Linked DNA regions of Homo sapiens: region 2 is linked to region 1. Evidence: chromatin loops called from intact Hi-C (ENCODE). Cell type or tissue: HepG2. All regions are shown on one strand. Each heading gives the region's core, and the rest is flanking DNA. Links, peaks and the distances in the headings are about the cores only.

Region 1 (7,736 bases), core at 2,914-5,413:
ATATTACATATGTAATATATGTATATATACACATATATACGTATACATGTGTATATGTACATATGTACATATGTAATATATGTATATATACATATGCATATATTATACGTATATGTATAATATAATAATATATTAATATATTAATGAATGAATTAATTAATTCATTAATATAATAATATAATAAATTATACATATACGTATAATATATGTACTATATGTATATATACATATATGTATGGTAATATATGTATATGTACATATGCGTATATACGTGCATATATACATATATGTACATATGTGTATGTGTGTATATATACATATGGGTATATATGTGTGTATATGCATATATGTACCTATGTGTATATATGTGTGTATATGCATACATGTACTATGTGTATATATGTGTGTATATACATACATGTACATATGCGTATATCTGTATATACATATGTGTATATATGTGTATATATACATATACGTACATAAATGTATATATGTCTATATATACATATATGGCAGATATATAATATATATGGAAATATATATAATATATTATATATGGAAATATATATTGCATTATATATGGAAATATATATAATATATTATATATGGAAATATATATTGTATTATATATGGAAATATATATTATATTATATATAGAAATATATATTATATATGGAAATATATATTATATTATATGAGGAAATATATATTATATTATATGTGGAAATATATATTATATTATATATGGAAATATATATTATATTATATATGGAAATATATTATATATTATGTGTATGGAAATATATAATATATTATATAAAATATATATTATATGTAATATATATTATATATGGAAATATATATTATATATTATATATGTGGAAATATATATAACACATAATATATGGAAATATATATATAATAAATATATATGGAAATATATGATACATATTACATATATGGAAATATATGATATATATTATATATATGGAAATATATGATATATATTATATATGGAAATATATATTATAGATGGAAATATATATAATATATATTATATATATGGAAATATATATAATATATATATTGAAATATATATAATATATATATTGAAATATATATAATATATACATGGAAATATATATAATATATGGAAATATATATAATATATATGGAAATATATATAATATATATTGTATATGTGGAAATATATATAATATATATTGTATATATGGAAATATATATATGGGAATATATATAAAATATATTATATATATGGGAATATATATAAAATATATTATATATATGGAAATATATATAATATATATAACGGAGTTTCTTTTTTTTTCCTATAATATGTAGTGGAAAACAAGAAAAATTTAAGAATTAATTTTTAAAAAATTCAGTCTTAAGACTAAATTTTTTCGTCAGGTAGTGTGCACTCAGCTTCAAGTAACAATACACTGCTAAAAGTAGCTTTATAAACAGGAGAAGTGTGGAACCAGGAAGTATGGAGAAAAATATTTCTAATTTTATTAGAGCAGTTCAGCAATTTCATTAGGAGGTGGGACCCTCCTCCCACCCTCCTTGGTACATTGGCTCTGTACCTTCATACTTGCAAGATGGCTCTCCCCTCCAAGATGAGACATATAAATATGACAATATTTGGGCCCCCAAAATCTATCAGATTTTGTAACCTCCATCTATACTTATTGTACCAGAAGCATTTATTCCATAGTAAGTCTTTTGAACTTTTATTTATTTTTATTTTTATTAATTTATGTATTGAGACGGAGTCTTGCTTTGTCGCCAGGCTGGTGTGCAGTGGCACGATCTGGGCTCATTGCAACCTGCGTCTCACAAGATCCAGCGATTCTCCTCCCTCAGCCTCCCGAGTAGCTGGGACTACAGGCGCGTGAGATCATGCCCGGCTAATTTTTTTGTATTTTTAGTAGAGACAGGGTTTCACTGTTTTAGCCGGGATGGTCTCAGTCTCCTGACCTCGTGATCCGCCCACCTCGGCCTCCCAAAGTGCTGGGATTACAGGGTGAGCAACCGCGCCTGGCTATTTATTTTTGAGACAGAGTTTGGCTCTTGTTGCCCATGCTGGAGTGCAGTGGCGTGATCTCGGCTCACTGCAACCTCCACCTTCAAGCGATTCTCCTGCCTCAGCCTTCTGAGTAGCTGAGATTACAGGTGTGTGCCACCATGCCCAGGTATTTTTTTAAATATTTATTTATTTATTTATTTGTGGGCATGAGCCACCACGCCCGGCCTCAACTTTCATTTTAAATGGTGATACATATTCCATACCAAAAAAAAAAAAAAAAAAAAGAAAAAGAAAGAAAGGTCGGGCACAGTGGCTCATGCCAGTAATCCCAGCACTTTGGGAGTCCGAGGCGGGTGGATCACCTGAGGTCAGTAGTCCAAGACCAGCCGGACCAACATGGCGAAACCCCGTCTCTACTAAAAAATACAAAAATTAGCTGTGCATCGTGGCAGGTGCCTGTAATTCCAGCTACTCAGGAGGCTGAGGCATGAGAATCGCTTGAACCCGGGAGGCAGATGTTGCAGTAAGCCAGTATCGTGCCACTGCATTTCAGCCTGGTCTACAGAGTAAGACTCCATTTCAAAAAACCACAACAACAACAACAACAACAACAGGAAAAAAAAAAGAAAAGAAAGAAACAAAGAGAAAAACAAACCACACACCCTATAATTGGACAGGCCCAGTGGCTCATGCCTGTAATCCTAGCATTTTGGTGGTCAAGGCAGGAGGATCACTTGAGTCCGGCAGTTACCAGCTTGAGCAACATAGAGAGACCTGGTCTCTACTAAAAATAAAATTAGGCTAGCATGGTGACTCATGCCTGCAGTCCCAGCTATCTGGGAGGCTGAGGCACAGGAGAATAGTTTGAGCCCAGGAGTTTGAGGTTTCAATGAGCTATGATCACATCATTGCACTCTAGCCTGGGCAACAGGGTGAGACTCTGTCTTAAAAAACCAAAAACTGTAGTTGACTTAACATAATAAACAGCGTTCCTTTCATTTATGGAATACCTGAGTATTAAGAAATATATACTAGAGGTTTTACACAAACACCTCTAATCCTTAAAACAATCTTGCAAGGTAGCTATTATCATTCTGATTTTACAAATGAGAAAACTGAAACTCAGAGAGCTTAAAACTTATCTGATATTTCCGCTAGTTGCAGAACAGGGAATTTGAGCCCATTTCCAAACCAGCAGTCATAATGATATTTATTTAACACTGGGGGCGGGTGGGTTGGGTAGGGAGAAATCAAAGCCCAAAGGAATAGGCAAATTCATAACTAATAAACATAGAATTTGTTGGCCAGGCACGGTGGCTCACGCCTGCAATCCCAGCACTTTGAGAGGTCGAGGCGGGCGGATCACGAGGTCAGGAGATCGAGACCATCCTGGCTAACACGGTGAAACCCGTCTCTACTAAAAATACAAAAAATTAGCTGGGCGTGGTGGCGGACGCCTGTAGTCCCAGCTACTCGGGAGGCTGAGGCAGGAGAATGGAGTGAACCTGGGAGGCGGAACTTGCAGTGAGCCGAGATCGCGCCACTGCACTCCAGCCTGGGCGACAGAGCGAGACTCCGTCTCAAACAAAACAAAACAAAACAAAACAAAAACATAGAATTAGCTAAGCTTGTTATTGAAAAAAAAAAAACACAAAAAAAACCTGAATTCTTATAAGAAGTCAGCAAATGGCTACAAAGCTATGATGGATATTCAGATCTATTTATAACCTACAGTTCATCATTGCACTTTCAGTAGACGGTAAGCAATTATTCAGTTTGCATCAGTAGCTATGTTGAGCTTACTCTGACATCCTGTTTTCCACACCTCTTGATCAGGCTTACTGGCATTTTGTTCTTCATAAGTCTTTGTCAGCACTTCCTACAGTTGTCCAACACTATCTAGCACATACAATTAGTCACATTTGTCAACAGTCCTCAGTAAGGTTAGATTAAGTTCAATTTCTCATGGCACCCATATAAAAAGCTCCTGATTTGACTCTCCTATAGCACAATAAATTTCACTAGCCAATAGAAAATTCTGTGAAATATATGTAAATGCATATATATGTGTGTATATATATTTGATTGTGGTACTTCTTGTGGTAGGTTTGGTCTGTATCCTCAAATAGGTGACAATCAGACATTTTTTTTTTTGTTCTAAAGGCATCAAGAAGGCTATACAGAGGCCGGGTGTGGTGGCTAACACCTTTAATCCCAGCACTTTGGGAGGCCAAGGCGGGTGGATCACTTGAGGTCAAGAATTTGAGACCACCCTGGTCAACATGGCAAAACCCTGTCTCCATAAAAATGCAAAAAGTAGGCGTGGTGGTGCATTCCTATAGACCTCGCTACCCGGGGGGCTGAGGCAGGAGAATCACTTGAACCCAGAAGGCAGAGGTTGCAGTGAGCCGAGATCACGCCACTGCACTCCAGCCTGGGTGACAGAGCAAGACTCTGTCTCAAAACAAACAAACAAAAAAGCTATACAGTGTCTATAGGTGTTAGCAGTTAAATGGAATACATGGATAAAAAAGGAAAAATAAGGAGGGAAGCAGTGAAAGAAGGAAGAAAGAACTGTATACATAGGGCAAGGGAAGGGGACAGACAGTGCTGTCACTATTGTCAATTTTGCTGTGACAGAATAAATTCTAGAACAGACTGGGAAACAGCACAGGGCAAATGTTTCTGTCCTGCCAACAGGACTAGCAGAGACTAAGCCAAACTGCTGTCACTGATTGCACCACTGCAGGTTGTCACGGATTACATCACTATGGTTTCTCTTCTCTGAGGACACATTTTTCTCTGCTCTCCACCCAGGGACTTGGACACTTGATTTCAAATTCTCCTAACAAACAGTTTCAGGCTCTTTAGGCCCAGTCTCACTTATTTGCCTACCCGCTTCCAGGACATGCTCCAAAGGGCTTTACCAATATACCCCTCATGTCGAAGACCAGCCCCATCTCTGGCTTCCTCTTCTCCCCATGTCATTCCTGACTATGGCATGGGTGGTTCTGGGAGAAAGGTGACATAAACAGGTTCCCTCTGGACTCAACACAGCAGAGCCAAATGGGAAGTGATGTTGGGAGCTTTCCTTGTGAGGCCAGTCAGTGAAAAGTGCCGACAGTCTGGCAGATGGGAAATCAGTGTTTCCTGAGAGAACAGGAAACACTCACCAAGCTTCTCAGCCTCCTTTTTTTGCCCTCTGCTATAGCTATCTGAAGCTGTCCTAGGGTCAGTGAACAAGAAAGTTCTCCCCAGTCTGTCTGGCCAGACCAAAGTAATATTTTGGATTAAGCTTCATGACATTTCTTTGTCCCATCCTGAAACAACCCTCTGGGAAGGAGAGGGGAATTCATAAATTTACTTTAGTTTGATTTTTGTGACTAAGAAAGTGGTGTTTTACCTTTTCTTCATTCTAGGTTGCTAATGTGCTCACTCTTGGCACCTTGTTAATAATATATAAGATTTATTTACCCCATCTTCATTTACTTATCATCTTTCTCCTGTCTTAAACCCCACACTTGGAGCATATAAATTTACACAGTTTATTTTAAAAGAACAGACTTTGAAGACCTACAGATCTGGTTTTCATACTGGCTCCCACGTGTCTTAGCAGAGTGACATTGGACAAGCTGGTCAACTTCTTTCAATATCACTCAGTTGCTTCATCACCAAAATGAAGGTTATGATGTCTACCTCAGAAGGTTCTTAAGATTTAAGAGAAAGGATGTCCATCAAGTGAAAGGCAAGGAGTGACTGAGTAGAAATATCCATTCCCTTTCCCCTCTCTTTAACCCATCAGCCAAAAGAATATAGCATTTTTTGTTTGTTTGTTTGTTTGTTTTTTAACAAGTTGTGAACCCAGAAAATCTGAGACAGGTCTCAGTTTATTTAGAAAGTTGATTTTGCCAAGATTGAGGACAAGCCTATAACACATCCTCAGGAAGTCCTAATGACAGGTGCCCAAGATGGTCAGGGCACAGCTTGCTTTTATACATTTAGGGAGACAGGAAACATTAATCAATATATGTAAGAAGTACATTGGTTCCGTCTGGAAAGGCGGGACAACTTGAAGCAAAGGCAGGAAGACTGGAAGCGGGGAGACAGCTTCCAGGTCACAGATAAGTGATACACAAATGGTGTACACAAAAAAGGGTGTACACAAATGGTGTACACAAAAAGTGATACACAAACCTACTCTATGAGATATGTGTGTGTGTACATATATATATATTTATCATATATATATGATAGTTAATTTTATGTGTTAACTTGGCTAGGTCACACTGCTCAGATATGTGATCAAACATTATTCTGGATATTTCTGGGTAGGGGGGTATGGATGAAAATAGCATTTAAATTAGTGGACTTTGAGTGCAGCAGCTTGCTCTCCATAATGTGAGTAGACCTCATCCAGTTACTTCAATAGAACAGAACAATAGTTTCCCTAGAGAAGGGAGAATTTTCCAGGAGAAGGCCTTCAGTAGTGAACTGCACCATTAACTCTCCCCTGATCTCCAGCCTGCTGGCCCAACCTGCAGATTTTGGATTTTCCAACCTCCATATTCATGTGAGCCAATTCCTCTATCTATCTATTTATCTATCTCTCTATCTATCTATCTATCTATCATCTATCTATCATCTATCTATCTACATACATATACATGCACATACACATCATGTTGCTTCTGTTTATATATAATTTGTATATAAACATACATATGAAATTTATAAGAAAAGGAAGTAGATGAGTTTAAAGAGAGGTTTACAGCAATGCATTGTCATGGAAAGGAATTTCTGGCCTAATAGAATATGCCATTCTTTAATTATACTAAATAAGGATTCTCCTGTGCTTGCTCAGAATTCACCAGTGCTTATGAAATACTGGTTTGGGGACACTCATTTAGGTTTTGAGTCCAACTGCTCGTTAGAATCCTGGTTCTGCCATTTTCTGGCACTGTGACCTTGGGTAAATGACTTCATCTCTCTCACCCCATTTTTCTCATCTACAAAATGAGGCCATTTATACCTACCCTATGCCTAGGACAGTTGTGAGGACTGAATGAATCCCCAAACTCTCTCAAAAAAAATACTCTAAAAATCCATGTTAGAGGCCGGGCACTGTGGCTCATGCCTGTAATCCCAGCACTTTGGGAGGCCAAGGTGGGTGGATCACCTGAGGTCAGGAGTTCAAGACCAGCCTGGACAGCATGGTGAAACCCATCTCTACTAAAAATACAAAAATTAGCCAGGTGTGGTGGCGCAGGCCTGTAATTCTGTAATCCCGGTTACTCAGGAGGACGAGGCAGGAGAATCACTTGAACCCTGAGGCAGAGGTTGCAGTGAGCCAAGATCTCGCCACTGCACTCCAGCCTGGGTGACAGAATGAAAAAAAAAAAATCCACATAGAATTAATCTCTCCTTCCAATCCTCTTATAAATCTATAACACTTTGCTCCTAACTTGTGCCTATCATGATGATTATAAAAGTATTTTACATAAAAATTTCCCCCTGCTTACTCAGTCAATAAGATTCCATCAGAAATGTATGAAATAAGAATTTCCCAGCTCCCTTCTACTCCCACTTACCAAAGAAGCAGAAATTCTATCAAATATCAGGAATAATTTTTTTTAATGCAAATTCCTCTTTGAAACCCTTTGACCCTCAGGAGATTTAAATTCTA
Region 2 (2,500 bases), core at 1-2,500, 87 kb after region 1:
AGCCAACATAAGGTGACTAAGTTTAACAAACTTCACTGAAGACTGAGGATTTTTTAAGAGAATTGCATCACAGAAAAGGAATACTAAAAATATGGCCATATTCCAAGGCCCTAATCCTTCCTGGCTGTCCATGTAGCTCCTCAGCACCAGTCTGCCCCCTAGTCCTAAGGATTATTGCTTTCTCCTCAGTGGAAGTACATCCTCACACAGCTAGAAACAGCAGCAACCCTAAATGATCAAATCTCAGCTCCCACTTAAAATGCACAGACAAGCTCCCCATCCCCAACCACCAACATTCCTTCTGAAAGCATGCCAAGTTTTATGAAGAATGCTTTAGTCCTGCAGCACAGGTGGTTATATAGTAACTAGACATAAATATCTTACCTGACTAAAGCACCTGTGTCAAGTCAGTTGCCTGCTAAATGGACAAGGATTTGTAAAAGCTGCCTGGTTGCTCTCTCAAGCAGCATCCATTATGTCAGCATCAGCAAAGCTGGGTTAGATTGACTACCAGCCAGGCCAGGAGCATGTCTTTAGAAAACTTAAAAAAGAATTAGACATTAGTGGTGTATTTATTGAAAAAGAGTCCTAACTCTAAACGGAATATCAATATCTGCCTCCCTACTTTAGACATTCTGCTGTTTTGCAGAGTTTCTTTACATTGCAGGATTTTTAGCAAGGAGAGCTTGAGGATGAGGGGAAGTTGCGATTCTACATCAACAGAGTGAATCATTTGTGGTGAATATGCAGAAGCAGCCCCTGCCTGCTTTCTAGCATCGGCTGTGGTCAGATGTTGGGTAAAGGTATAGAAGTCTCAGTACTTTTGCCAAAGGAAATGGTCTCTTCCATCAGAGAGTAACATACAAGACCTAAGTGATTCCCTTACTTCACAAAAGAGCAAACCGAGATCAGAGAGGTCAGATTACTACACCAAGGTCCTAAGAGGTGCTAAGCGGAGGAGCCAGAACTAGCAACCAGGTCTCCAACTACAGTTCCTTGTGTAGTTTGAGGATCTCCTGGCTGCAAGTAATAGTCTTCACTAGGAGTGATTTAAACTACGTGGACATTTATTATCTCCTGTATTGCGTAGACATGTGGATTCAGGTCTGCATATTTGTGGTTCCAGCTTGCAGTGTGGGGCTGCTTATGGCTGTACAGACTGTGGATTGCACAACTCCAGGGAGTACCGATTCATTCATATAGTTATCTGAATGGTGCTCCCGGACATTGGACTGTGTACAACTTGCACATATGTTTGGAGTGGCCCTGGTTGGGGGATTGAGTTAGTGGCTCAGTGATGTCAAGGCTCCAGGGTAGTTTTTCTGTGGCTGTCTTTTTCTCTGATGTGTAGCTGCTCTAACTTTTTGTTATCACGTGTCAATGTCTAAGCAGAAAGGAAGAAGTGAGTAATGAAGTATCCTGTTCACATGATTCTTTTGGCAGCAGCAAAATCTCTTCCAAAAGCATCTAATAGACTTCCCTAATATCTTATTGCCCAGGGATGGGTCACATGGCTATGTCTAGATGAAACATTGGCAGAGACAATGAGCTCACTATTATAGGCTTAGGAAAGCAGGGATCTGCTAGCAAGGCACATGGGGTAATGGGTGTTGGGAATGTGAGTGGTATGATTTGCCATAGATTGTTACACTGAAGGTAGAGTCATGTATTTTAATGTACATGATGGTATTGAAGGGAAAATGCATGTCAAAAAGCATTTGTAAAATAAAACACATCATAGATCATTTGAAATGGGCAACTCAAGTTTGCTTGCTCTATATTGATTGTGTTTAATGTTTCCCTCTGCATAAGGTAATGACTCTTCCAGCTTTTGCCTGACTTTATGAGAAACACAGCTTTCACCTGGGGGAAGTGTAATCTCTTACTACCACTGCTTTAGCAGCTTTCCAGATTTCCATTAACAGGTTCCAAAACAATTATTTTGTTTTCTGGGTAAGCAGTTTAGAGCATACGCATTTTCCTCCGTGTTTCCAGGGTGGTTGGAGGAGTAAAAAGTAATTCCTTCTCCAAACACAAAGTAGGGAAATAACCTCCATATACTTAATGTAACAACCAAACTGAATTCTAAAATGCACAGCCTGTGAATCAGGAAGTGTTGTAGATGGGAGGATACAGAGATATAAATGATACTATTCTTTCCTCTAGGGACTCACAATTTACTGCAGCTATTTCTACATGAAAGTTATGTTAATTAAATATGTGAAGTTTTACAGTCACCCAAAGGACACTGAAAGTCATTGTTCCACACATAAAAAGGCAGAGGAAGCCAGAATCACAAGCCAAATGGATGAAGTCAAGGAGAGAATGAATCAGTCCTTTCAGAGTATGGGGTACTTGCTAGAGAGTGAGGGAAGCAATGAGTAACGAGGAGTGCGATTCAGACAGCTTATCTGTACCATTCCATACTTCCCAGAGCCATGGTGGTACTATGAATACTAGCTGTAGATAAAGTGTTATTGCCAAAGAGTAGTCCTAGGGA

Evidence for each region. Hi-C counts contacts between places; a loop is a spot of excess contacts. Peaks named below come from ENCODE experiments on the same cell type or tissue, not always from the same donor. Only the 100,000 strongest peaks of a DNase experiment are listed, where the experiment ranks them.
Region 2: a loop joins it to region 1, with 3 times the contacts of the local background. A loop is called at or near these places in 5 of 110 quality-filtered maps.

Annotation. Positions count from the first base shown.
Region 1 is chr3:98,688,197-98,695,932 of GRCh38, forward strand. No RefSeq gene overlaps it. Among named protein-coding and RNA genes, the nearest start is that of ST3GAL6-AS1, 41 kb to the right of the region's middle. In HepG2, for the core only: no CTCF peak of the experiment used is centred there; no DNase peak of the experiment used is centred there.
Region 2 is chr3:98,777,799-98,780,298 of GRCh38, forward strand. All of the region lies in intron 5 of ST3GAL6 (ST3 beta-galactoside alpha-2,3-sialyltransferase 6), which reads left to right. Among named protein-coding and RNA genes, the nearest start is that of ST3GAL6, 16 kb to the left of the region's middle. In HepG2, for the core only: no CTCF peak of the experiment used is centred there; DNase peaks (open chromatin) are centred at 1,203 and 2,303.